3 separate regions of the Homo sapiens genome follow, and all the other regions are linked to region 2. A link is a loop called in an ENCODE intact Hi-C map of the cell type or tissue named here. Cell type or tissue: heart left ventricle. All regions are shown on one strand.

Region 1 (8,000 bases), 620 kb after region 2:
GTCTTTGTCACCAGTTTCTGGCACTCAGCTTCTAAAACCCTTGAAATCTCAGGAGTTGTCTCTTTTGTAAGCTAATGAGATGACTGGTGGCTGTGGTCCCCCAGATAGGATGGGTTCTGGTCACTGGAAAAGCTAAAGCATGAATAGAGGGTTAGAAACTTCAGCCCCTCCCCTCACTCCAGGGAGAGGAGAGGGAGCTAAAGACTGAATTAATCAATATGGCCTGATTTAATAAATCATTCCTCCATAACTGAAAACCTCCATAAACAACTCTAAATGATGGGTTTTGGGGAACAGCCAGGTTGATGCACACTTAAATTTGGTCCATGTGCTGGGAGGTAGCACACCCCCAATTCCATGGAACAGAAGCTCCTGCATTGGGAACCATTCTGGGCCTCTTCACCTGGCTGTTCATTTGCATTCTTTAATAAGGACACCCTCCGTAACCACATATAAGTGGGAAGGAATAAATCCTAATTGGAGTTGAAAGAGATACTTTTAGTACAGAATTATAGGATTTGGAAATTGCTAGAAATGACAAACAAGGAAACATCAGTCACACATTATTACTCCAAGGATTGTAAACTCCTATCTCTTATAATAAAATGGCCAACTGTTTTCCTGGGTTTTGTGAGTGTTTCTAACAAATTATCAAACCTGTGGAGGGGAATATGGGAACCCCTCCCCATAATTTATAGCCAGCTGGTTATACATACATGTGGCAACCTGGGACTTGGGACAGAAGTCCGAAGTGGGGACAGTTTTGTGGAGCTGAGCCCTTAACCTGCAGAGTCTGTGCTAACATTTGGTGACTTCATGTTGGAATTGAATTGAGTCAAAACAGTTCAGAAGTGGTAACTGGCTATGCAGATTTCTATAGATTCACATGAGGTTGAGGCTTAACTCAGTTGGCTGGATTTGATCATTGGGAGTCCTTGGTCATAAGCAGGATCCTCAGAGTAGACGGATGGAAGCCAGACCGCACAGACTTAAACAGAGGGCCGTGATAGCTATTGACAGAATCCACATGAACGTTAATCCTTCCTTCACATTTCTGAAAATATCCACATTCTGACCTTGCCAGCCTGTTGGAAGAGCCTAAAGATCAGGAAGCAGATCTTGGAAATGGGATAAGGATTTGAGATGGGGCTTGGGGGTGAAGCCAGGAGAAAGGCATTAAGAAAATGAGTTTTCTTAGCTGGGCGTGGTGGTGCATGCCTGCAGTCCCAGCTACTCAGGAGGCTGAGGCAGGAGAATTGCTTGAACCCAGGAGGTGGAGGTTGCAGCAAGCCGAGATTGTGCCACTGCACTCCAGCCTGGGTGACAGAGTGACACTCTGTATCAAAAAGAAAAAAGAAAATGAGTTTGTCTCTAGTTGCTGGGATATGCAGTGAGGATTTAGGAAGTTTATCATTCCTTTCCCCTCCTTACAACTTAGTCTAGATTTGCAGACCATTACTTGAATTATCTTAATATAAAATAGAATACTAAATTGGGGTATGGAGGTACCAGAACCAGGGAGAGGTAAAAACTAAAGGTGATCCCTAAAAGGAAGAGAGGAAAGACGGGCTTAGCCAAACTTCTATAGCAGGACATATTATAGTAACTACAGAAGTAGTGTGTTTAGAAAACAAGTCACCAATCTCTCTGGAAAAGCAGTGCTGACTGGCTGATATTATTTGACACTTAGGGACTAGGGTTGCTAATTAGCAAAGAAGGAAATTCAACTGATTTTCCTCAGAAAACAAATTACTTCTACAGTCCATTTGCTCACTTCACACTGCTCTTCCCCTTAAAAATCAGCCAAACTTAAATAGCTAAATATTTTCAGCATTGCCCATCTGAAAAGTATAGATATCTATGAGTATCTAGCTGTGGCATAGGAAATGAATAAAAATATGGAAGGTAATATGCAGTGATTAAAAATACAAGCTTTGGGGCTCAGCCTACCTGAATTTGCTTCCTTACTCAGTCACTTCCTTTGAACACACATGACTGTGCCCGTTTCCTCATCTATAAAATGAGGATAATAGACAACTATCTCAGAAGGTTCTGAGTCATATAGCAAACACCCAACAAATGTTACCCGTTACTATTATCTTAGATATTCTTGAGTATTAAATTTGAATTGACCCATATTTTCAGTGAGAAAGTTATTTAAACATTTTGTACCCACGTTTTCTCATTCATAAAATGAAAAATATTATATATCTTACCAGATTACTGTGAAACTAGGCCATGCAAAGAAGTTATTCCTGGTCCCTATCCTATTTCCCCATCACCAAATCTCAATCACAGAGCTTACAAATTCCGCACTTCTGATTCTGGAATCTACATTCTAATACACAAATATACGTAAATTCAGAAGTTGTATTTCTTTGTAGTACTCCTTGCTTTTTACTGTACAAGTAAAATATATTCAATGAAGGAAAATTTTAGGCAGGGCGCAGTGGCTCACCCCCGTAATCCCAGATGTGTTCGGAATTGGTGGGTTCTTGGTCTCACTGACTTCAAGAATGAAGCCACAGACTCCAGCAGTGAGTGTTAAAGTTCTAAAACATAGTGTGTCCGGAGTTTCTTCTTACGGGTGGGTTCGTGGTCCGGCTGACTTCAGGAGTGAAGCTGCGGACATTGGTGGTGTGTGTTACAGCTCTTAAAGGCGGCGCATCTGGAGTTGTTCGTTCCTTCCTGTGGGTTCGTGGTCTCGCTGGCCTCAAAAGCGAGGCTGCAGACCTTCTAAGTGTTACAGCTCATAAAGGCAGCACATACCCAAAGAGTGAACAGCAACAAGATTTATTGCGAAGAGCAAAACAACAGCTTACCCAGCACTGAAGGCGACCTGAGCGGGTTACCTTTGTTTGCTTGGGCAGCCTGCTTTTATTCCTTTATCTGACCCCACCCACATCCTGCTGATTGGTCCATTTTACAGAGAGCTGATTGACCCATTTTACAGAGAGCTGATTGGCCCATTTTGACAGGGTGCTGATTGGTGCATTTACAATCCTTTAGCTAGACACAAAAGTTCTCCAAGTCCCCACCAGCTTAGCTAGACACAGAGCACTGATTGGCACATTTACAAACCTTGAGCTAGACACAGGGTGCTGATTCGTGCATTTACAATCCTTCAGCTAGACATAAAAGTTCTCCAAGTGCCCACCTGACTCAGGAGCCCAGCTGGCTTCACCTAGTGAATCCCAATCCCGGCGGCGTGGAGCTGCCAGCCAGTCCCCCACTGCACACCCAGCACTCCCTGCACTCCTCAGCCTTTGGGCAGTCTATGGGACTGGGTACGGAGGAACAGGGGGCAGTGCCTGTCAGGGAGGCTGGGGGAGCGCCAAAGCCCACGGGGTCAGGGGGAGGGCAGGGGGCTCAGGCATGGCAGGCTGCAGGTCCCAAGCCCTGCCCCGCGGGGAGGTGCCCGAGGCCCAGCGAGAATTCGAGTGAGGCACCAGCAGGCTGGCCGTGCTGTGGGACCCGGTGCACCCTCTGTAGGTGCTGGCCCGGGTGCTAAGCCCCTCACGCCAGCTGCTCCAAGTGCAGGGCCCGTTGAGTCCGCACCCACCCGGAGCCCACCCGGAACTCATGCTGGCCCGTGAGTGCCGCAGCCCGGGTTCCGCCAGCGCCTCTCCCTCCACACCTCCCCGCAACCAGAGAGAGCCGGCTCTGGCCTTGGCCAGCCCAGAGAGGGGCTCCCATGGTGCAGTGGCAGGCTGAAGGGCTCCTCAAGCATGGCCAGAGCGGACGCCAAGGCTGAGGAGGCGCCCAGAGCGAGCGAGGGCTGCTAGCACGTTGTCACCTCTCACCAGCACTTTGGGAGGCTGAGGTGGACAGATCATGAGGTCAAGAGATCGAGACCATCCTGGCTAACACAGTGAAACCCCATTTCTACTAAAAATACAAAAAAATTAGCCAGATGTGGAGGCAGGCGCCTGTAGTCCCAGCTACTTGGGAGGCTGAGGCAGGAGAATGGTGTGAACCCAGGGGACAGAGCTTGCAGTGAGCCAAGATAGTGCCACTGCACTCCAGCCTGGGTGACACAGCAAGACTCTGTCTCCAAAAAAAAAAGAAAAAAAAATTAAAATTCTGGGCCCAGTGCAGTAGCTCAGCCCTGCAATCCCAGCACTTTGGGAGGCTGAGCTCAGTAAGAGGATTGCTTGAGCCCAGGAGTTCGAGACCAGCCTAGGCAACATAGGGAGAAAAATACAAAAAATAAAAACATTAGCCAGGTCCGTTGTGGTGCACACTTGTGGTCCCAGCTACTCAGGAGGCTGAGGTGGGTGGATTGCTTGAGTCCAGGTGATTGAGGCTGCAGTGAGCCATGATTGTGGCACTCTGCATTCAGGCCTGGGCAACAGAGACAGAGTGTGTTTCAAAAAAAAAAAAAATTCTAAAAAAATTATTCTTATTTCCACCTCCATAGGAGGTAATCATAATTAAAAATAGTTTTACTTAGAGAACTGAATATCTATCCATCATCTATCCATGTAAACAACCAAACACAAAACTGAGGTTAAAATATGTAAACTTTTCAATAACTTTAATTTTATTAATATATTGTGACACTTTTCTATCACAATACTTCCCTACAGCATAATTCAATGCAATAATAGCTTTATATATTTTATGGTATGACTATCCCAGTGTTTCTGAACTTCCTATGTTTACATTAACTCCCCAAAATATCTTTAAACAATCTGTTAATAAAGTGCTGCAAATAGGATACCGTCTTGTTAGAATCCTAGTGCTTTAGAAGGAAACTAGAGGTGAGATATTTATAGCATTTAAAGTCTGGCCTCAAGTGGCTTAATAAAGTCTTTCTCAAAGGGGCATTGATTGAGAATTGGGCAAAGTTCATGATCTACTAGTTTAAAATTGGTGGAAACAGTAAAGTAAGTCTTTATAACTAAACTGTTAAGCAAGCTACTTGACCAGGTGACAGGGTCCTCTCTCTAATAACTTGGTCTGATGGAATTGCCTGAAGCAAACAGTAATTCATTGATTTGTGGTTTTATATTTCCTGAGCAGAATTTAAAAACAAAAAGACCCCAGTCATACCAACATAAGTGCTCTACAGTTTTATCTAATTTATATTAACACAGAAGTTATCAATTGTCAATTTTAAAAAATTTTTTACTATTTATTTTCCAAATATATTTTAAATATTCATTGATTTATATTTTTACTACCACCACCTAAAGTCTAGCTATCACTTTTCCTTACCTTGCCTTTTAAAGTCACTGCTGATAGGGAAAATTCATTTTCCACCAGATAGTGATAATGAACTCTATCATATAGACATGTCACACCCATTCTTAAATCCTTTCAGTGTTTGCACAGTTCTTCGCCTAATTTTAAGTGCCCCATGAGACACTCTTCTGCCCAATTCTATAGAATCATTTCCCTTACTACACTCTTACCACATCAGACCCACTTGGTTCCTTGAATTTGTCCTGTTTCATCTACTAGAATGCTTTTCCCTGTACTTTCTCTTTAATTTAGTTATTAATATTAACTATTTAACTATTATAAACAAAATAATAGGATCCTTTGGATCTCATTTTGCTCATACATTCTCAGAAAAACCTGTGCCTACTCCACCAAGACAAATAATACACATTCTCCGTATTCTTCCTTTATATTACTTAATTTTTTAATGAGTAATTGGTTTAATGCCTATTTGTCCCACTGAAAAATAAACCCTATAAAAGTGGAGACACTATTTTTTCCACATTATATTCTCAGAGCACCTGGTCTAACACACACACACACACACACACACACACACACCAACTTATAGAATAAATGTTGCAAAATTAATTACAACAGTCTTCATATTTAAGCTGTAGGGGTCCTTCATTTTGTTTTCTATTACTATGTTGTTTGACAACCCACCATAATTACCTCTACCTTCAAAAACACCTTTTCACTCTTAAGTTGATAGCACTTTTTCCTTGTTAAACAAACCAAGCAGTTGTGAAAAAGAGGTGTTGTTCACATACGAGTTACTAATTGAGGCTCTTTTTTTTTTTTAACCACTGATAAATGAAACAGAAAAACATTAAAAATGGGAGAGCTTTAAGGATAAAGATGCATCACCTTTTTCAGTGGTATTGTCATAACTTTCAGAACCTTTAAAAATCTGTTTTCCTCATTGAATGGAAATCATGTGTGGGGGAAGTGGGGGAAGAAGGCGGGGAAAATAGGAACAAGAATGTAGTGTTTTTTTTTTTAATTATTTAACTATAAAGATACTTGTTCTGGTTGGAGTTGGGCCATTCTACAACACAGCTAACTCTCAATTACCACACTCATGGACACAGGCACAATAGACAAAAATAAAATATGGCCTTAATGCAAATCACATATTTTCATTTAATCGTAATTTTATTCTTAAGGTTTAAATTACAATAAATATTTGTATAGCGCTTTTGATTTTAAAAATTTGTTTCCATACTTTGTTTTAGATAGGGGAGGATAAATTACAGAAACAAATAGAATCCTCAAAATTCGGTTCCTTAAAGAACAGGAAGTTTATTTCTTTGGTCAGGGCAAGGGTTCCATATTAGCAGCAGCTCTGTTGTATGAAGTCTTTCAGGGCCCCAGGCTGACAGTGGTTCTGCAATCTTCAATATGATACTTATAAGATTGCCCTAGGAATTGCCATCCCAGTCGTTCAGAGACTGAAGAACATTAGAGAACATTCCAGAACATGAACCAGGTCTGGAAGCGGCATATATCACTTTTGCTCCATTTCTTTGCCAAAAAATTAATCTCAAAACAGGAAAATCTGGTATTCTAGCTATGTATTCAGCCCAAACCTTGTTTGTGTAGTAAGATGGAACAGACCTTGGTGGTTAGGTTTAGCCACATGTGTTAAGTCATTAGGCAAACAGATTTTTAAAACTTCTTTCTGCTTTTTGAAGGAATGAATCAACAAGTCTAAGCCAACTCTAGGAAACAAAAAAGCAGGAGAATAAGAAATAACAGGGCCCTTGACTATGTAGGAAATGAATAAGTAGCACCTGAATAATAATAAATTAGCACTGGTCGAGGTGGCTCACGCCTGTAATCCCAGCACTTTGGGAGGCTCGAGGCTGGCGAATCACCTGATGTCAGGAGTTCAAGACCAGCCTGGCCAACGTGGTGAAACCCCATCTCTACTAAAAATACAAAATGTAGCCGAGGGTAGTGGTGGGCGCCTGTAATCCCAGCTACTCGGGAGGCTGAGGCAGAAGAATCGCTTGAACCTGGGACTTGGAGGTTGTAGTGAGCCAAGATCGTGCCATTGCACTCCAGGAGAGAGTGAGACTCCATCTCAATAATAATAATAATAATAAATTGGCTGGACATCTCATTACGTAAATGAGACAGAGTACTATAATTCTGTAGGTTTGGTGATAATAGATTAAAAATATATTCTAAAGTCTATTTTGATTATAGTTTGTATTAGCTACCCGCTACATAGCATGTAGTGAATCCTTGGTATTGGCCCCTACATGATGAAAAAATAATTTTCGACTTTTGACCAAGGTAATTTAAAGGCTAAGCCATTGGCTTTTAGGAAAAGTTAACTTTTAAACACCAAGATTGTTGAGATAAATGCTACCCTCCTCTAAAGCTACATGAATCAAGAGAAGAGTACTGTTAAAGGAATTGACAAAGTGATAAACTGAACGTAATGAAGAGTAATGAAATAATCCAATGTAAATGAATATATGATTTTTTTTAAAGGTCTTTCAGGCCAGGCACAGTAGCTCACGCCTGTAATCCGTGCACTTTGGGAGGCCAAAGATTGCCTGAGCTCAGGAGTTTGAGACCGGCCTGGGCAACATGGTGAAAGCCTGTCTCTACTGAAATACAAAAAGTTGGACATAGTGGTGCATGCCTGTAGTTCCAGCTACTCAGGAGACTGAGGCACGAGAATTGCTTGAATCCAGGAGGTGGAGGTTGCAGTGAGCTGAGATCGCACCACTGCACTCCAGCGCCTAGGAAGCAGAGTG
Region 2 (8,000 bases):
TAGATTTTAGTATTATATTCTAATATGCATCAAAAATTTTCAGGTACATTTATTTAATAGAATGGTTATTCTATGCTCCTTAGTAATTCATTATTAACTTGTTTTTATTTTACAACATCCTGATCAAAACAATGTGTTAAATTAGGGAGTTATGTAGAATTGTCTTAAGAGAATAGGAGAGGTATATTTTAAAACCAGGAAAGAATCAAGAATCAAAATGAGCATTTGGTACCGCCAAGGAAAGAGACGGAGAATGGAGTGACATGATGAGTGCCCTTGGCAGCCCCTAGGATCAGGCGCACAAGCATCCCTTGAGTGGGGATTGCAGCAAATGAGAGAAGAAAATTTGCCCAAGGAGAAGTGTATGAAAATTATGAAAATAGCTCTTCTTTTGCAACTCTGCTTAAGGCTTTTTTCAGCAGGGTGAATTATAGTGCCTAAATTTAAAAAATGAACATCCGTATTTATGTTTAATTAATTTTTTCTTATCTTGCCTACCATGGTAAATGTTAGTAGCCTATATTAGAAAATACGTTACTTGAGACTAGAGATTTTATCTATTTTGATCTTTGCTATTTTCCCTGCGCCTATAATCGTGCTTAGCACTTAGATATTATTCAGTAAATGTGAGTACAATTTGCATAATATTATATTATCTATAAATACATTTAACTGGGAGGGCAAAGACTTTAATACTTAGCAAGAGCCTACAAAAGACCAAAAGAAAGAATGGTGCCTTCATTAGACCAGGATGCCCTGGATGCATTAGGATGCATTAGGGGTATTAGGATGTATTAGGGATGTCACACATCTCTGAGGATCTGAACTGCAGATCTGATGAAGGTATCAGCATTGATCCATATGTCAAAGAGTAGAAAACATTAATTTATTCCTCATTTTAGGAAAAATTAAATATGAATAGAAGTTCCAACGTTTTCCATACCCTAGTCAATGTTTTTGTACTCAACTTACCATTGTTCTAATATGCACATATATTTTTCTTAGCATGTTTATATCAGTGCATATTTTATTATTGTATTTTAAATTAACATTTAAAAAGCAAGTAGTTCTTACACACTAAGATTACTATAACATAGATGTTCAAAATGTAAATCTCAGAAAATAACTTTTATTTATTTATTTATTTGAGATGGGGTCTGTATATATTGCCCAGGATGATCTCAAAATCTTGGGCTGAAAACATCTTACTGCCTCAGTCAGCCTCCAAAATACCCGGGATTACAGGTGCAAACCACCACACCCAACTCCACAGAAAATAACTTTAGAAATATGTATAGAAATTAATCTTGTGAGGCTTCATGCAGATTTGATTCTGTGTTTACAATAGGAAACTTCTTATATTATGGCTGAAGAAATTACAAACTTAACCCTAGGGGGTGGCCAAGAAATTGAACTGTAGAACATTTGAAAATAAGGGTCTAAAATATATTTTATATTCAGTAAAGAAAATTCTTTAATAAAGTAAAATATTTAAAATGGCATGTGTAAGGAAAATGGATGTGCTACAGTTGAGAGTAGGCTGAGGCAGACATCTGGTCCAACATGACTTAGTAAGTTTGGAGTGCAGGTGCACAATACTGCTTATTGTGTAACCATTCCTGTGAGCTAGTGCTTGTCTCTGAGCCACTATTATCTGTAAGTAGTATAACTGCCCTGCCACCTCTGTCATGCAGGAGGAGGGAAAGAGAATAAAGCTGCTAACACTGTGAGTGCATGTGCACATTAGAGAGCTAGCCGCCTTGCAGGCAGACAGAGAGAGAGCCGGCCACCTTGCAGGTGGACAAAGAGAGAAAGTCATCTGCTGTGCAGGTGGACGGAGAGAGAGAGCTGACTGCCTTGCAGGCAGACAGAGGGGAGCCAAGAAATGGCGTGTGTGTCAGGGAGTGCAGCTGCAGGCATGGGGGTGGCAGGAGCCACGGAGCCAGCTGCTGAGAGGGGCTGCAGCCGGAGCGGGCAGCCAAGACAGACTGATGGAGAGATACAGCATAATAAAGCCACATTTCACCTGCTTACGGGCCCCAGGTGTTCTTTGAGCTACCTGCCACCAGTCTGCCTACTCCCCTCAGACCTCAGCTTGCGCTGGACCCTGACCCTTGGCATGATAGCATGCAATTTATTTTACCTTTTTTTTTTTTTTTGGTGTTTTCTACTGCTTCAATTGGTAAGGATTTGTAGAGCTTTGTAGTAAGCCCATTTAAGTTGGCTTATGATTATTATATAAACTTACATTTAAAATCAGGTCTATTATTTAAGACATTATAATTTGGGGCAAATTTCTTAACCTCCCTAAGCCCTGATTTCCTATTCTGTAAAATAGAAATACAAAAAAAAATAAGTTATTAATACCAACTATGAACTGAGATAACACAAAGAAATTATCTAGTGCAGTGCCTAACTCTGACTCCCTTGTCTTCTTGTTGATTCTGAAGGTCTGTTTGCCTTATGACCTATTCCTTGTCCTTTCCCTGATTTCCTCTATGTGAAAAGATGCTGACTCCTGCAGGTTGTGTTTCTTAGGCTCCTGTAACAGCTGGCTTTCAGCTGGGGCTGGTCAATGGCAGGAGGCACTAGTAGAAGATTGGAAGGTGAAAAGAAGAGAGGTGCACCAATATCTCAGCTTGTGTGTCTGGCAGCTGCTAGCTCACCCAGTGGTTTCAGTGCCCATGGATAGGCTTTTGTGTTTCCAACTTCTGCTGCTGTGTGACTCCAGCTCCTGTATTCTGGTAAAATTCACTTCCCATGATCTCAAGATTCCCTCTGACCAGAGCGTAGATGAAGCTAGTTCTAGTTCTATAATTCTTCCTGCATCTGCTGCTCAGAGTTGCCTTGCCACCTTCCACTCAGCTTCTCTGCTTTTCCATCATCTATAGAACAAAATTCTTATGTTGAAGTCCCTGTATCTTAAAATCTCCAATGCTTTGTGTTTTCAAGTTAGACCTAGTATTAGTTTTCTACTGCTGTGTACCAAATTACTCAAAATAAGCAGCTTAAAAGTACACCCATTTATTATCTCACAGTTCTGTAGGTCAAAATTCCATGAGGACTCAACTGGGTTCCCTGGTTAGGGTCTCACAAGCACACAATTATGGTGCCAGCTAGGGCTGGAATCTTGACACTCTGGAAAAGAATCTACTTAATTTATTGAGGTTGAAGGCAGAATTCCATTATTTGCAGCTATAGGTGTTTTCTTGCTGGCTGTCAGCTGAGGGCTGCTCCCAGTCCCTAAAGGTCGTCTGTTACCCTCGCCACATGGACTTTTTAACAATGGAGAACATTCCTCACATGGAATCCTTCTCACCCTTTGAAAATCTCTGATGTCCTCTTCTGTCCACAGCTGGAGGAAATTATTCTCCTTCAAAGAGCTTATGCGTTTAAGTTAAACCCACTTGGATAATCTCCACTGATTAGTAACATCAATTACATCTGCAAAATCTCTTTTGCCTCCTAAGGTAATATAATCATGGGAGTAATGCTGGGGAAGAAGGTCACTGTAGATAGAATTCTGTCTTCCACAGGCCTTAAGTGATCCAACACTTCTGGCGCTAGCCAGGTTTGTGTCCTTGAGCTAATCATTTAACCTTCAAAGACCTTAGATTCTTCATTTATAAAACATTTATAAATAAGAGGGCTAGGCATACTGATTGCTAATGTTCTAGTTCTATAATTCTACCATTTTGTCATCTGAGACCAACATTACTTGGGCTAACAGGAAGAATGGTGTGGGGTTTTGCTATCTTCTCTTGTGCCCATCCCCTTTCACTGGGGAGTATTTAGATTTCATTTGGAAAAATAGAAACTTGTGTTTTGCCAGAAACATTTCTTAAGTTTAGTCACAGTGAAAATACCTATATTTCATTGTATTAAACTTCAATATTTAGGAGTGAGTTGCTACTTCTTTTGGCGGTGCCAGTTGTGCCGAAAGTTTTGACTTGGGTCAGTAAGCCCCACCTCAGTTCTCAGAGTGATGATGCTCTGGTATGAGGTGAGCTGGATAGAGAATATAGAAGGGCTAATCCCAGAGGGTTAGAGGAGAACTCAACCTAGTAAGAGCCTCAGATGATATAACAGTCCTGGCATCTCGGACATATTACATAACATCTCTGAACTTCAGTTATATCTTCTGTAGAATGAAGAAATTCACCAGGGGACTTTTAGGGTCCTTCGGGTTTTAACAATAGATAACCCTTCTCTATAATACCGCCTTGGCTGTAATAAAAACACAGTAACCATATGTACAATGAAATTGTAAGTTTGTTAAATTCTCAGGTGGAATGAACACTGAATACTTTAAACACTCACATAAAAAATTTTCATTAAAATATTTCAGTGTATAGTTTTTGGATGTTATAATTCATGACCGTAAACCACTCCCTTCCACCTCCATAGATCTATTCCTTCTGGATTAATATACATATATAGTATGCCCTTATAAAAGTGAAAAAAACGAAAAATAAATAACAGCATATCAACATCTGGCAGTCACATAGTGCCCTCTTCTGGCTAATGATCAAACCACAACTTTTCTCTGTGCTATGACATTATCTGGATATTTGCATGTTATTTTACATCTTTTCCACACATTTACTTTGTGCTATCTGTTTCAATAATTCTTAATGTTTAATTGTTATCAGTTTTAATAATCATTGTGTTTTATTGATGCTGTACGCATTCACCTGTTTAGCAACTTAGTTTAATAAACACAGGTAATCTATAAGGTTTTTTTTTTTTTCCTCTGCAAAATTTTAGACTATAATCCAGTTGGGGTATTTTTACTGATAAAATTAACCAGATTGCTACATTTACATTGAATTTTTAAAAAGACAGTGATAAACACGTTCTACAACACAGTATATTTATAATTAATATTTCAGTTTCTGCCTCTACATACGTATGGGAGTTAACTAAATCATTTCCGTTCCCCTCTAACTAGGATAAACCACACTGTGATATTATTTTCCCATTCTTGTTATTATAGTTTTTACCCAAGTATTTCCATTCTATATTATATATTTGATCATAAAGGGATTTAGAAATGAAATATAAAGCCAAGAATAATAATGAGTCTATTTGGTTTTAATGAAATAACTGTGATTTGGGGAGGTAATTTAATGACTTTGCCTAATGTCTCCATTTACAACAGTGATTATCAACCCTTAGGACCACATGAAGATCACTTGGGGATGTAGTGGGAAGAGTAAATTTTCTCCAATAGCAACACGTGTGATGTTCTCCAGACATATTGAGACCCTTTGATAGCCTTATACTTAATGACTACATATTCTATCACCTAAATCAGGACACTTTTGAGTGTGAAAGAGTCATTATTAAACAATAATTATTACTGAGAATTACTTATGCCAGGGTACTGGCCAAACTGGGGCTACTGTAGGCAAAGCAGAAGTCGAATCAACATAATTTTGTTACAAAATGTATTCAGTAGAGTATGGAAAACTGAACAAATTCTGTTTTTACTTCTACTTTCAATGGCAGTTCTCATCTTCTATTTACAATTTTCTGTTGTAAGGCAAACAGAAACCATGTTAAACCTTTACTCACCTTGGAGCCAGATGACCTAGTTTCAAATCATAACAAATTACTTAGCTTTTCTGTGTCTCAGTTCCCTCATCTGTAAGATGGGAATATTATTAGTAATTAGCTTATAGGAGTGTTTCAAGTACTAGAGAGTTAATAATGACTGAGTAAATATGTTGGTTATGTTTAGAATAGTATCTGGAGCATAGTAAACGCTACTATTAATAATGAAATTATTAGTTTTTGAGAATGAATACTAATTTGTTTGAGGTTTTATAAAGCGATGATAATTTCAGAGGTTATATTTATCTCAGGAAAGCAACATGTAGTAGGCAGCTTCTCAGATGGCCCTGAGTTCCTCCTTGTGCTCACGCTGCAGTACGTTCTTCTCCCTTTGAGTGCGGCCTAGACCTAGTGACTCATTTCTAATTAACAGAACAAACGACGAAAGTGATGAGATGTCACCTCTGTGAGGAGCTATAAAAAGACTGACTTCCATGTTGCTCTTCCTCCCTTATTTTTCTTTCTCTCTTGTATCCTTGCTCTGAGACAAGCAAAATGCCATGATGTGGACAGTCGTATGGAGAGGCCAACGTGGTAAGGAACTGATGATGTCTCTGGCCAAAAGTCAGCGAAGACCTGAGGCCTAGCAATAGCCTTTTCCATTAGCAAATAGTAATTTAAAAATATTCGAAGAATCAAAATGTAAATAGTGGGAAAATGTGATTTCGTCAGTTTCTAGATGCCAAAAAAAAAAAAAATCGTCTATCTCTTCCCATAAAGAAAATCATTGGAATTTCCAAATTAAAAATAGTTTCAGTTGTACTAGGAAACAAAAAGACATTTAATTATAAATGCAGCTTTGATAGAAATTCTAGTATGGAAATTAAACTGACTTTGGGACTGAATGCATTTTAAGAATATAATCTTAACGGTTCATGTCAGTTTACCACTTGGTGGAGCTACAGTGCCAGATAACCCTTAAAACCTGTTCTGTTTTTATGGACGCAATTTTTTTTTTTGAGAAATGTAGATAAAATGCATAATTTTAATCATTATTTAGAAGCGTTTTATTGATTACTCTCCACCCTTACCAAGCAATTTCTGTAACATGTCAAGAAGAATTCTTTACATAATCTTGGGCTGTTAATGGAAGAGTTTGCTTATTTTTATTTTTCATATAGATGATTTAGGAGGATATTCCTTGGGAAATACTTACATATTGGAAAAATATAATCTATTAAAATTTGAAGAATAGTTATCAGGTCTTCTAGATATTTATGTGTGGATATTATGAGAAGGAAAAGTGAGCCTTCCTGTAGAACAAGGCCTATCACAGAATTCCTGAGTCAAGCAGTGGTAGAGAAAGACTGATTTTTGCAAGGAAGAAAGGACAGACAAAAGGTGGAAATGTTGGTCACAGACAAACATAAATTCATTCTCTAATCCTTACAAACGATTAGAATGATTACATTTGGTAAACTCAGGTCTCCAATCCTTTATCTTGAAATTTGGGGGCCAATATGCGTTAGAATTAAGAAATGTTCAGATTTTAAAAGAGGAATACAGTATTTATATCATATATAGCAGTGCATAACATTCTCAGCAATGTCTGAGCTAGCACCCATTCATGTTGTTGAAGGTTAGATTCCACAAGAATCAGACTCTGAAATAGAGGTTCAGAGAAGATGTTTATTAGAATGTACTCTTAGCTCCAGGTAACTTCATGGGAAGATCTCTATTTGATACAGTCCTTTCACATTTTCCTGAACTGGGGTGAGGAACATGAGCCTTCATACCCCCCTGCAATGAGTCACTGGATTCAGGCTGCTGCTGAATAAAAGAAGGCCTTGTTCTGGCATCCCTCCCAGCAGCTGAGGGACTAAATCTTTCATTCCTGCTGTGTGACTTGGACCACTGTCTTTGAGGTTTCTGAGCTTCATGTCTTCAAGCCCTTCTCAGTTAAAGGTTACTAAATTTGTCCATTGACCATCCAAAACTTGGCACAAGGATACTAGGAGATGTCCAAGTGATTAGCAGAGTAGGAAACATATTCCTCCTCGTCCTTTTGTGTCACCTTTCTCCTGGTGAAAAGAGTCGATTCCTACCAATATGCTAACTCCACTTCTTGTCTTCTATTCACTTGCAAGAAGAGCATAAAGCATCCAAGAGGCAACCACTAACTTATAGTTCAGCAGGGCTTTTCTTGTGTGTCCTGGTGAAAATGTTCTCTTGGAATAAGACAACTTAGAGTTGCAAGGAAAAGAAGCACAGAATCACTAAGTGAGTCATTAATAGTGATAATAAAGGGGGTTAATCCTGCTTCTACACTTTGGCTCCAAGACTCATGCATAATACTTACTGAAGACACAGAATCACAAATAAAGGCCTTGGAAACAAGTGGACACTCTGTCCTGGAGGAATGGTATGCACATCTCCTCTGAACT
Region 3 (8,000 bases), 590 kb after region 2:
TAAAATAATTAGGACCACAAATAGACTTTTCATCTCCATGAACTTTTTTATATACCCGCCTATGCTAAGTTTATATAATCTGGAAATACTAATATAAATCATTAAGCTTTAGTTCAGTACCTTTTGACAGCTGATTAAACTTTTCTTTTCCTGAATGATAAAGTAATATTCTATTTATACCCAATTCCTGATGCTATACACTTGTATTTAGAAGAAATATGGTTATATTATTTGAATTTTGCCAAAGTAGAGTTTATTTCTTGGACACAGTATAGTTTATCTAATTTGCAAAAGGAATCCTAGGGAAAGATTAGACTCTAACTAAAGCCTATTAAGAAGTCAAACCTCGACAGCTGGCACATCTGTTCCTGTCTTCCCTTCAACTTCTACAGTCTTCCTTCTTTTAAAAAACTCTGTTTTCTTTATTTCATTGATATAGAAGAGATGTAAATATTTTGAGGGTGCATGTGATAATTTTGTATATTTATTTAATTTGTGAAGATTAGATCAGTGTAATTGATCACCTTAAGTCACCTTAAATACTTGTATTTTCTTGATGCTAGAAACATTTAAATTGTTCTCTTCTAGCTAGTTTGAAATATACAATAGATTATTGTAGAACACAGTCACCCTACTAATCTATCAAAAGCTAGATTTATGTCTTCTATTAAACTATATATTTGTATTCATTAGTCAACCTCTCCTCATCCCCTTCTCCCCTCCCCTTTCTGGCTTCTGGTAATCACCAATTTACTCTCTATCTTCATGAGATCCACTTTTTTAGCTCCCATATATAAATGAAAACATGCAATATATTTGTCTTTCTGTGCTTCACTTACTTAACATAATTATCTCCAGTTTCATTCATGTTGCTGCAAATGACAGGATTTCTTTCCTTTTTAATAGCTGAGTAATATTCCATTGTGTATATATGCCACATTTTTTATTCATCCATTGATGGACACTTAAAGATTGATTTCATATTTTGGCTATTGTAAATAGTGCTTCAATAAATGTGGGAGTGTAGATATCTCTTCAATATATTGATATCCCATCTTTTGGATATATACCCAGAAGTGAAATTGCTGAATCAAATGGTAGTTCTATTTTTTGTTTTTCTGAGGAAACTTTACAGTGTTTTTCATAGTGGCTGTACTAATTTACATTCCCAAAAACAGTGTACATGTGTTCCTTTTTCTCTGCATCCTAGCCAGCATTCATTATTCCCTATATCTTTGATAAAAGGTATTTTAACTGTGGTGAGATGATATCTTATTTTTGGTTTTGAGTTGCATTTCTCTGATGATCAGAGATGTTGAGCACTTTTTCACATACCTCTTGGCCATTTGTATGGCTTCTCTTGAGAAATGTCTATTCAGAAGTTTTGCCTATTGTTTAATTGGATTATTTGGGTTTTTTTCCACTATTGAGTTGTTTGAGCTCCTTATATATTTTGGTTATTAATCTTTTTTCAGATGGGTAGTTTGCAAATATTTTCTTGCATTCTGTGGGTTTTTTACTGTGTTGATGTGTGTGTGATAAGATTTTTAGTTTGATGTAATCCCATCTGCCCATTTTTTGCTTTGGTTGCCTGTGCTTTTGAGGTCTTACACAAAAAACTTTGCCTAGTACAATATCCTGGAGGATTTCCATGATTTCTTCTAGTAGTTTCATAGTTTGATAGGTCTTAGATTTAAGTCTTCAATGCATATTGATTTGATTTTTTGTATGTGGTGAGACATAGGGGTCTAGTTTCATTCTTCTGCATATGATTATCCAGTTTTCCAGCATCATTTATTAAAGAGACTGTCCTTTCCCTATTGTATGTTCTTGGCATCTTTGTAAAAAATGAGTCGGCTGTAAATACATAAATGTATATCTGGGTTCTCCATTATGTTCCATTGGTCTACGTTTCTGTTTTTATGACTGTAAACCATGTTGTTTTGATTACTATAGCTTTGTAGTATATATATATTTTTAATTTTTTTAGTATTTATTGATCATTCTTGGGTGTTTCTCGGAGAGGGGGATTTGGCAGGGTCATAGGACAATAGTGGAGAGAAGGTCCGCAGATAAACATGTGAACAAAGGTCTCTGGTTTTCCTAGGCAGAGGACCCTGCGGCCTTCCGCAGTGTTTGTGTCCCTGGGTACTTGAGATTAGGGAGTGGTGATGACTCTTAACGAGCATGCTGCCTTCAAGCATCTGTTTAACAAAGCACATCTTGCACCGCCCTTAATCCATTTAACCCTGAGTGGACACAGCACATGTTTCAGAGAGCACAGGGTTGGGGGTAAGGTCACAGATCAACAGGATCCCAAGGCAGAAGAATTTTTCTTAGTACAGAACAAAATGGAGTCTCCTATGTCTACTTCTTTCTACACAGACACAGTAACAATTTGATCTCTCTTTCTTTTCCCCACGTTTCCCCCTTTTCTATTCGACAAAACCGCCATCGTCATCATGGCCTGTTCTCAATGAGCTGTTGGGTACACCTCCCAGACGGGGTGGTGCTGGGCAGAGGGGCCCCTCACTTCCCAGATGTGGTGGCCGGGCAGAGGCGCTCCTCAGTTCCCAGATGGGGTCGCCGCCGGGCAGAGGCGCTCCTCACCTCCCAGACGGGGTGGCGGCCGGGTAGAGACGCTCCTCACCTCCCAGACGGGGGTGGCCGGGCAGAGGCGCCCCTCACATCCCAGACGGGGCGGCCAGGCAGAGGCGCTCCCCACATCCCAGATGATGGGCGGCCAGGCAAAGAGGCTCCTCACTTCCTAGACGGGATGACGGCCAGGAAGAGGCGCTCCTCACTTCCCAGACTGGGCTGCCGGGCAGAGGGGCTCCTCACATCCCAGATGATGGGCAGCCAGGCAGAGACGCTCCTCACTTCCCAGATGGGGTGGCGGCTGGGCAGAGGCTGCAATCTCAGCACTTTGGGAGGCCAAGGCAGGTGGCTGGGAGGTGGAGGTTGTAGCCAGCCGAGATCACGCCACTGCACTCCAGCCTGGGCAACATTGAGCACTGAGTGAGCGAGACTCCGTCTGCAATCCCGGGACATCGGGAGGCCGAGGCGGGCAGATCACTCAAGGTCAGGAGCTGGAGACCAGCCCGGCCAACACGGCGAAACCCCGTGTCCACCAAAAAATACAAAAACCAGTCCGGCGTGGCAGCGCGCGCCTGCAATCCCAGGCACTCGGCAGGCTGAGGCAGGAGAATCAGGCAGGCAGGTTGCAGTGAGCTGAGATGGCAGCAGTACAGTCCAGCCTCGGCAACAGAGGGAGACCATGGAAAGCGGGAGACGGAGACGAGGGAGAGGGGGAGAGAGTGGAAAGCGGGAGACGGAGACGAGGGAGAGTGAGAGGGAGAGGGAGCGGGAGAGGGAGCGGGAGAGGGAGAGGGAGAGCGCTTTGTAGTATATTTTTAAGTCAGGTAGTGTGATGCCTCTAGTTTTGTCATTTATTGCTAAGGAATGCTTTGGCTACTTGGCATCTTTTGTGATTCCATAAAAATGTAAGACTGTTTTTCTATTTCTGTGAAAAATGTCAGTGGTATTTTAATAGGAATTGCACTGAATCTGCAAATTGCTTTGAATTATATTGCCAACTTAACAATATTAATTCTTCCAATCCATGAGCATGGAATATCTTTCCTTTTTTTGTATCCTCTTCAACTTAACTCATCAGTATTTTATATATTTCTTGTGTAGGTGTTTCACTTCTTGGTTAAATTGATTCCTAAGTATTTTGTAGCTATTGTAAATGGAATTATTTATTGGTTTTCACTGTTTCTTGGTGGAATCTTTAGGCTTTTTAAAGTACAATTTTATGTTATCTACGAACAAGGCTAATTGGACTTTTTTTTTTTCCATTTTGGACGCCCTTCATTTTATTTGCCTAATTGCTCTGGTCAGGATTTTCAGTATTATGTTGAATAAAGGTGATGAAAGTGGGCATACTTGTCTTGTTATAGATCTTAGAGGAAAGGCTTTCAATTGTTCCGCATTCAGTCTGATGTTAGCTGTGGATTTGCCATGTTTGGACTTTATTAATTTAAGGTATGTTTCCTTTCTATCCAGATTGTATGGGGTTTTTTCCTAAAGAAATGTCCAATTTTACAAAATGCTTTTGCAGCATCTATTAACATCATTATATGATTCTTTTTTTTTTTTTTTTTTTTTCCTGAGACAGAGTCTCACTCTGTTGCCCAGGCTGGAGTGCAGTTGTGCAATCTCAGTTCACTGCAACCTCCACCTCCCGGGTTTAAACAATTCTCCTGCCTCAGCCTCCTGAGTAGCTGGGACTACAGGCGCCCGCCACCACGCCTGGCTAATTTTTGTATTTTTAGTAGAGATGGGGTTTCACCTTATTGGGCAGGCTGATCTCGAACTCCTGACCTTGTGATCCGCCCACCTCGGCCTCCCAAAGTGCTGGGATTACAGGCTGAGCCACTGCGCCCAGCCCAATTATTTGTTCTTGATTCTGCTTCTGTGATGTATCATGTTTCTTGATTTTTGTGTGTTGAACTATCCTTGCAACTCTGGAATGAATCTGACTTAATCATGGTAAAACAGCTTTTTAATGTGTTTTGGAGTTTGTTTTGCTTTGTTAAGAATTTTTGCATCTATGTTCTTCAGTGATACTGGCCTGTAGTTTTCTTTTGTTGTTGTGTCCTTGTCTCGCTTTAGTATTAGGGTAATGATGGCTTCATAGCATAAGTTTTTGGAAGTATCCCTCTTCTTAAGTTTTCTTGAAGAATTTGAGTAGAATTTGTATTAGTTCTTCTTTAAACATTTGGTAGAATTTATGAGTAAAGCCATCAGGTCCCAGGCTTTTCTTTCATGGGAGGCTTTTTTTTTTTAATGGCTTTAATCTCATTACTCACTGTTTGTTTGTTGAAGTTTTCTATTTCATGATTCAATCTTGGTAGGTTGTATATGTCCAGATATTTATCCATTTCTTCTGAGTCTTCATATTTGTTGGTATAAATTCTTTCATAATAGTCTCTAAAAATTCTTTATATTTCTAGGTCTACGTTGTTCTGTCTTCTTTTTAATTTCTGAATTTTTTTTGAGTCTTCTCTTTTTTTTCTTAGTTGGTCTAGCAAAAGTTTTCTCAATTTTATCTTTTTAAAAAACCACCTTTTGTTTTGTTGATTTTGGGGGGTTTGTAGTCTCAATTTCATTTATTTCTGCTCCGATCTTTATTATTTCTTTCCTTCTACTATTGTTGGATTTGACTTCTTGCCTTTCTAGGTCTTTGAGGTGCATCATCGGATTGTTTATTTGAAGTCTTTCTACTTTTTTTATATAGGCATTTATTGCTATAAACTTGTCTCTTTGCACTGCATTTATTGTATCCCAGAGATTTTAGTATGTTGTGTTTCCATTCTCATTTGTTTCAAGAAAATTTTAAATTTTCTTCTTAATTTTGTCATTGACCCATTGGCGATTCAGGAACATATTGTTTAATTTTCATGTGTTTGTGTAGTTTCTGAGGTTCCTCTTGTTGATTTCTAGTTTTATTCCATTGTGGTCAGGAAAAGATAGTTGTTGTGATTTCTACTTTTCTGAATATGTTAAGACTTTTTTGTGGACTAAGATTTGGTCTATTCTGGAAAATGTTCCATGTGCTTATGAAAAGAATGTGTATTCTGCAGCAGTTGGGTGAAATGTCCTCTAAATGTTAGTTAGAACTATTTGATCTAGTGTGTGGTTTAACTCTGATGTTTCTTTGTTGATTTTCTGTCTGGATGATCTGTCCATTACTGAGAATGATGTGCTGAAGTCCCATACTATGATTGTATTGCAGTCTATCCCTGCCTTTAAATCTATTAATGTTTACTTTATATATTTGGTAGCACCAGTGTTTGGTACGTGGATATTTATAAGTCTTATATTCTTTTGCTAAATTAATCCCTTTATCATTATCTACTGACCTTCTTAGTCTGTTTTGACAGTCTCTGATTTGTAGTCTATTTTATCTGATACATGTACAGCTACTCCTGCTCTTTTTTGGTTTTCAGTTGCCTGGAATATCTTTTTCCACTCCTTCACTTTAAGTCTGTGTGTGTCTTTATAGGTGAAGTGGGTTTCCTATAGGCAGCATATAATTGGGTCTTATTTATTTATTCATTGGGCCACTGTGTTTCTCTTAACTGAAGAATTGAGTCCATTTACATTGTGTTATTACTGATAGGTGAGGACTTAGTACTGCCATTTTGTTGCTTGTTTTCTGGGTGATTTGTAACTCCTTTCTTCTCTGCTTTTTTGTTAAGTGCTTTTCTCTGGTAGCATGTTTTAATTTACTGCTTTTTACATTTAGTGAATAAATATAGGTTTACATTGTGGTTACCATGAGGGTTACAAAAAACATCATATAGGTATGACTATTTTAAATAGTTGACAACTTATCTTAGAGCTCAATGAAAAAAATAGAAACAAACAAAAAGTGGAAAAATCTCTAAACTTTAACTCCATCCCCTCTACCCCAATTTTGGCTTTCTGTTGTCTCAATGTGCATATTTTATATGTCATATATCTTGACAGGTTGTTGTAGTCATCATTGTTTTAAATAGATTTGTCTTTTGGGCTTCATACTAGAGTTATGAATGAATTGCACCTGACAATTACAGTATTAGAGTATTCTGGGTTTTTCTGTACTTAGTTTTACCAGTGAGTTTTATACCTTCATTTTTTTTTATTTTTGTATGTTAGTTTTCTTTTTCTTTCAGATTGAAGAACACCCTTTAGCATTTCTTGTAAGATGAGTCTGGTGGTGGTGAATTCTCCCACCTTTTGTTTGTCTGGTAAAAACTTTATCTCTCCTTCATATTTAAAGGATAACTTAGCTGAATACAGTATTCTTGAATGGCAGAGTTTTTTTTTTTTTTTGCTTTCAACACTTTGAAAATGTCATCTCCCTCCCCACTGGCCTGTATGGTTTCCATTGAGAAGTTGATTGCCACACCAATTAGAGCTCTGTTATATGTTATTTGCTTCTTTTCTCTTGCTGCTTTCTGGATCCTCACTTTGTTCTTGACAAAGAGGTTGATTATTATATGCCTTGAGGTAGTTTTATTTGGGTTGCATCTGTTTAATGTTCTCTGGCTTTCCTGTACCTGGATATTTATCTTTTTCTCAAGATTTGAAAAGTTTTCCGTTATTCTTTCTTTGAATAAGCTTTCTACCCCTTGCTCTTGCTCAAGTCTATCTTGAATGCTGATTGTTCTTAGATTTAGTATTTTGAGGTAATTTTCTTTTTCTATCATCTTTTTCTTTTCTTTTTTACAGGGTCTTGCTCTAACACCTAGGCTGGATTGCAGTGGTTCAATTATCACTCACTGCAGCCTTGACTTCCTAGGCTCAAGCGAGTTGATGTCATTTTTTATATCTTACAGGCAATCTTTGTTTCTTTTCATTCTTTTTTTTTTCTCTTTTCACTATATATTTTCAAATAGCTTATCTTCTAGCTCACTGATTCTTTCCTCTGATTCATTGCACTGTTGAGAGCCTCCAGTGAATTTTTCAACTCAGCAAATGTATTTCTCAGTTTCAAGATTTCTGTTTGATTTTCATCCTATTACTTCAATCTCTTCGTTAAATTTCTTTAATTACTGAATTGCTTTTTTCAGGGGAAAGTCATAGCCCCCTGCTTGCTGTTGTTTCTTGTGTATGTACATCTATGTATTTGCATTGAAAAGTTGGTTATTTATTCCAGTCTTCTTTGTCTGGCTTGCTTTGGTTTTTATTGGATATGTTTCCTTAGGCAGTCTTTATAATTTATTAGATTATTTTCTTTTTGTCCCCCAGGTTGCTGCCTCCTTTTCAACACTAAATGACACCTTCTGCCCAGGTTTGCCTCAATTCTAGTAAGCAATCACCACCCATCCCATATGGGAGAGATCCCAAATGGGATATCCTGGTAGTGTGGGATGGCTTTCTAGGGGTTCATGCTCAGGGTACCTGTGGAACAAACCTCCTACAGCATAGGGCTGCTGAACAGCCACTCT

The links. A loop is a pair of places that touch in the nucleus more often than their neighbours do. Peaks named below come from ENCODE experiments on the same cell type or tissue, not always from the same donor. Only the 100,000 strongest peaks of a DNase experiment are listed, where the experiment ranks them.
Region 1: it touches region 2 in a loop (4-fold over the local background); 46 of 110 quality-filtered maps call a loop at or near these places.
Region 3: it touches region 2 in a loop (5-fold over the local background); 36 of 110 quality-filtered maps call a loop at or near these places.

What each region holds. Positions count from the first base shown.
Region 1 is chr4:113,767,965-113,775,964 of GRCh38, reverse strand. No RefSeq gene overlaps it. Among named protein-coding and RNA genes, the nearest start is that of CAMK2D, 10 kb to the right of the region's middle. In heart left ventricle, no CTCF peak of the experiment used is centred here; a DNase peak (open chromatin) is centred at 3,484.
Region 2 is chr4:114,383,342-114,391,341 of GRCh38, reverse strand. No RefSeq gene overlaps it. Among named protein-coding and RNA genes, the nearest start is that of UGT8, 210 kb to the left of the region's middle. In heart left ventricle, CTCF peaks have their summits at 4,518 (motif pointing left) and 6,499 (motif pointing right); no DNase peak of the experiment used is centred here.
Region 3 is chr4:113,791,225-113,799,224 of GRCh38, reverse strand. No RefSeq gene overlaps it. Among named protein-coding and RNA genes, the nearest start is that of CAMK2D, 33 kb to the right of the region's middle. In heart left ventricle, no CTCF peak of the experiment used is centred here; a DNase peak (open chromatin) is centred at 3,044.